Regions from separate parts of the Homo sapiens genome. Here region 2 is linked to region 1. Evidence: read pairs that join two places in POLR2A ChIA-PET (ENCODE). Cell type or tissue: A673. All regions are shown on one strand.

The links. ChIA-PET counts read pairs that join two places held together with the same protein. Peaks named below come from ENCODE experiments on the same cell type or tissue, not always from the same donor. Only the 100,000 strongest peaks of a DNase experiment are listed, where the experiment ranks them.
Region 2: POLR2A ChIA-PET joins it to region 1 with 11 read pairs; 2 of 35 experiments call an interaction of 5 or more read pairs at or near these places.

What each region holds. Positions count from the first base shown.
Region 1 is chr19:15,250,456-15,252,955 of GRCh38, reverse strand. All of the region lies in intron 11 of BRD4 (bromodomain containing 4), which reads left to right. Among named protein-coding and RNA genes, the nearest start is that of EPHX3, 19 kb to the right of the region's middle. RefSeq lists an enhancer at 1,541-2,412. In A673, CTCF peaks have their summits at 317 (motif pointing right) and 1,130; DNase peaks (open chromatin) are centred at 385 and 1,055; H3K27ac peaks cover 2,288 bases.
Region 2 is chr19:15,536,011-15,538,510 of GRCh38, reverse strand. It overlaps CYP4F22 (cytochrome P450 family 4 subfamily F member 22), which reads right to left. Exons shown (of 14, transcript NM_173483.4): 5 at 1,097-1,150; 6 at 849-976; 7 at 518-639. Among named protein-coding and RNA genes, the nearest start is that of CYP4F22, 29 kb to the right of the region's middle. In A673, no CTCF peak of the experiment used is centred here; no DNase peak of the experiment used is centred here.

The DNA.
Region 1 (2,500 bases):
ATTGAGGACCCTTCACGGCAGCTGGGGAGAGCCATGTTGCTCTGAGGTGTGTGTGCACAGATGGGGTGGGGGTAGGTGGCACCTCGGGCCTTGTCAGTATTCCTCTTCCCTTGGACAGCCTGGTGCCCTCTGCTTCCCAGGTGAGTGAGGAGACTTGCCTTGAAGTGGGCTGAAGGACCCTCCAGGACTCCAGATGCCCACATTCTCTACCACAACTGCATGCAGAATGCCGTGGGCAGCTCACTGGCCTCCTGGCCTTCCCTGTCGCCATCCTTCACCCTTTCATCTCTAACCGTTACTCTCCCCACACTGCTTTTGTAATCCATCAGCCAGCAGGAGGCACTGCACCCCATGGCTGCCCAGGAAGGGCTGGCTTTGCCACCCGAAGCTAGGGCCCCCACTCGCAGCAGAGTGACTGGGGTGAATGGCTGTATTCTTGGATCCAATTAGCATTCCTGGTGGCCGCTGACTTTTCACTTTCCATGCCAGCCAAGCCTCCAGCTTGCCTTCCTCTGGGTTTTTGCACCTCCTGTTTTCTAGTTGACTTCTCCTACCAGGGGTTTTGTAGTCTTCTCATCTGAGGATCTGAGTGACCAAGTGGAAACCCCAGATGCTGAAATTGTCAGGGGACCTGATTAACTAAAATGACATGACGTGGTCGTGGCAGTGTGCTGCTTTAGCCCTCACAAGACAAGACACCTTAGAGGGCTGTGGCCATCACATCCTGATTTCCAGTGTGTGATCATGGCCTTTGCCCTTGGCCTCTGCGTCCCTCTTCTGGGCTCCTCTGCTTTGGGAGAGGAGTGGGAATGCTCCTGGTTTCCTGAACGAGTGCCCCACACCCCTCCTGCCGCTGCCGAGATTTTATTATTTTTTCACTCCCCCACTTTAAAAAAAAGTGGAAAGATTGTGCAACAAGTAATCTGAGAGTCCTGGGAACAGCTGTCCTGGCGGGAAGGAGGGCGAGATTTACAGTCTCAGAGCCGCTGGCTCCCAGGCTCCCAGGCTCTGGCGGTCCAGCCCTGGCCGCTCATGCAGCTATCTGGGCTCTGGCCTTCCCCTCTTCCCAGGCGCCCTCCCCACCTTGGGTTTTGCCTGGCTCCCTTTTGTCTTCCCAATCCTGGCCAGCAGGGGCTTTCCTTTGCCTTCTGTGTGCACTGAGTGAGCTCTGTCGTGGGCCGGCAGGGTGCTTCTCCTCTCAGGAGGGGCCGCTGCGAGGGTTTCGTACGGCAGATCCCGAAATGGGAACCCACACCCTGGCACCAGTAAATACAGCCTTCTGCTGCCCTGTCCCGCACAGGACTCTGCACTCTCAGGGCGGGGGGCAGAGGGGGCGTAGCTCCTTCAGCAGCTGCTCTCCTGGGTCCAGGAATCCCGGCAGCCCTGATGTCCATGGCCCGTTACAGGCAGCTCTGCCTTAACGGGAGTGGGTCAGGGTGGGGGAACATTATTTCCCTTTGGTCTTTTGGTGCCTAGTTGATTTGCAGGCCCGCGCCCCCGCCCCCCCCCCCCCCCCCGTTCTTGTGTTTCCATTTGGATTGGAGCCGAAATTCCTGAAAGGGCCTATTTTTGTCACTTATACTACGGGGTTAGTTCCGCTGACAACGGCCCTGAGACATGAATCACCAGAAGAAAACGAATGGAGTCACTAGATTGAGGCTGGGGGGTGTGATACATGAACACCCCTCTTGGTAGCTATCCATAGACCGGGATGCTGTGGACTGATGCAGGCGTGGGGTGGTCCTCTGGGGCCAGGCTCTAGTTCAGGGAGCAACGGAACACAGGCAGGAGGAGGATGGCGGGGGTGGGTGCTGCTTTCCCAGCTGTGTCCCAGGCCACCATGTATTCCCCACCCTCTGCCCCAGCAGCATGCAGTGCAGTGGGCCAGCCCTACCACTTCCTCTGATTCCAGCTATTGCTTGGGCTGTGGTCTTCCATTGAGCTGTGATTCCAGCTAAAGCCTGGAGCTGCTTGAGGATTCTGTATTGAGACAGGCAGGGGTAGGGCACAAATGCCACTCTCCCACCACCCCTAGGGCATCTGCAGACCTGGGTGGAGCAGGCTGGAGGAAGACACTGTCCCAGGTGGGCTGTGGACAGTACTGTGGCTTTGCTGTCATTAGCACTGGGGTTAGGTCTGCCAAGCACATGGGGCAGGGCATGTCCTAGGAATCTTCTAGCTTTCACTTGTCACATAGCTGACATCTGGTTCTTCCCAAGTGTCATGCACAGGTCTTTGTGAGCAGAAGTGTCCCCACAGCTTATGTCCCTCTTAGGAATACCCGTTTAACCTCAGCTACCTGGGCTGGGACAGGGTCTCAGGGAGGTGTGAGAGATCCTCCTGGGCTTTGGTCTGGTCGTCTAGTTGGAACGGGAGCGCAGTCCAGCTATTTTAGTTTCCTGGCTTCCTTTTCCCAGGATTGGAGCATGTGGGTGTTTCTTAATAGCTCCAGGGGAAAAAGGAATGCTTGATGTTTTGGAAAGATTTGAGCTGGGAAGTG
Region 2 (2,500 bases), 290 kb before region 1:
GATGAATGAATGAATTAATGAAGCAAGGCATTGGTTATTTGATTCATTTACTCAACAAATATTCTCTGAGCATCAACTATGTGCCAGGGCAGTGCTGCATCATTTTATCCTTAAAGCATCTCTCAGAAAGTAAGAGATTGTCATCCTTTTTTTACAAACAAGGAAACTGAGCCTCAGAAAGTGGGGAGGACACTGTCCAAAGACCACATACTCTTCCTAGTGGAATGAAAAAATACTAACATTTACTAAGCACCTACTTTATACCAAGCCATTGATTCACATTATCTCATTTAATTCTCACACAATGACTATGGGGAAGGAATTATGATGCCCATTTTTTTGATTAAAAAAAAAAGTGAAGCTCAGAGAGATGGTCAGTTTCCCGGAAGCACATGGCCCATCCGTGGCAGAGCTCCCATAGGCCAGAGTTGTCTAATGCCTGGGAGTTCCCTTTCTCCTGCCACCATCTTGCTCCTAGAGCAGCTGGCTCCATCTTCCCAAGAAGGGTCACACTCACTCTTGGCAGTTGCTGTTGTAGCTGAAGACACATTTCTGAAGACTGTCCAGGGTCATGAGGCTGATATGCTCAAACATATCAAGGGAGACCGCTGAGCCCTCTGCCAGATGCCGCCATTTAGCCTGGAAGAGAGATACATGGTGACTGTGCATGGAAACCACAGAGAGGGAGTCAGCCTAACAAGGACCCGACTGCGTTTTCACTACAAGCTCATTTTATAGATAAAGTCAGTGAGGGCTCCTGACATCACATGGCTTGCCCATGCATGAGTTGGAGCCTGGACCAGCCTCACTCCCAAGACACCCTCTTCCCTCAAAGCCTTAGGACTCACATGCATAATGTCAGCGCTCTGGTTGAAGATCTTCATGTAAGGCTTCAGGATGTCAAAGTGGAAGGCGGGTGTCAGCAGGCGACGGTGCCGGCTCCACTTGTCACCTTTGCTGAGCAGCAGCCCATCCCCTGGGCCCAGAAGACTGAGGTTAGGGACCTCTCCTGTTACTCTGAAACCTTCCAAGGAACCCCATGCTCTTCCCTCTCTTCTCTAAAGCCCCAGCCCCAGCCTACCCACTGGGCACTCACCTAGCCAAGGTTTTAGGAAGCCATAGAAGAGGTCATCCTTGGGGGCGATGGCAGCTGTGGAGGGCAAAGGGAAAATGGTGACTCAAAACAGAGTTTTTTGGTTTTTTGTTTTTTTTTACGGAGTCTTGCTCTGTCATCCAGGCTGGAGTGCAGTGGTGCGATCTCCACTCACTGCAACCTCCGCCTCCCAGGTTCAAGCAGTTTTCCTGCCTCTGCCTCCTGAGTAGCTGGGATTACAGGTGTCCGCCACCATGCCCGGCTAATTTGTTTGTATTTTTAGCAGAGACAGAGTTTCACCATGTTGGCCAGGCTGGTCTCGAACTCCTAACCTCAAGTGATCCACCCACCTCAGCCTCCCAAAGTGCTGGGATTACAAGCACGAGCCATCGTGCCTGGCCTCAAAACAGAGTTCCAACCCTTGACCTTTGCTTATGACTTCCTTAGTCCTCCTCACTGGGCTCCAACCTCCCACTGTATTCACCCAGTCCGTCCTCCACACCTACCCGAGAAAAAATCCTTATAAAACACTGATCTGAACATGAGCCTCCCCTGCTCAGACACCTCCCATGGCTCCCCATTGCACTTGTAAAAAGTTCAGGCTCAGCCTGGCATTGAAACCCAATTCCATCTGGCCCCTGTATGCCTCTCCCACCACCTCATCCTTCAACATACACCAGATAACCCTATTCTCATCGCCTGCTGTGGATCACCTCTGAACCTTTGACCAGGTTGAGCTGTCTATCCAGAATGGACTTCTTCACCTGAGTCTTCCCCTAATCCACCCCCTTATTTTCTGCCAGCTCAGGCCATCTGAATCACACCTCCTGTGCTCCCAGCCTCCAGCCTCACCCTCTCCAGTGTGTCCCTCATGAATGGCCCCAGGAGAATCTCATCTGACTATCAGATCTGACCACGCCCCTTCCTGCTCACACACCCATCACCCTCACATACCAGCCCATTTTCAAAGCCCTGAATCATTTGCCTTTGTCCAAATCTCTCTCAAGACACCTCTGTCTTCCACCCCCTATTCGACGTCACAGAACTAACACCACATAACTTTTTGTTTTTTGTTTTTTTGAGATGGGGTCTCACTCTGTCACCCAGGCTGGGGTGTGTGGTGAGATCATAGCTCACTGCTGCCTCCAATTCCTGGATTCAAGCGATCCTCCCACCTCAGCCTCCCGAGTAGCTGGGACTACAGGCATACGCCACCATGCCTGGCTAATTTTTTAATTTTGTGTATGGACAGGGTATCGCCATATTGCCCAGGCTGGTCTTGAACTCCTGAGCTCAAGTGATCCTCCAAGTTCAGCCTCCCAAAGTGCTGGGACTACAGGCATAAGCCACCATGCCCGGCCACACCACAGAACTTTTCTCAGCTCCTTAAAAAGACCACGTGCTCTC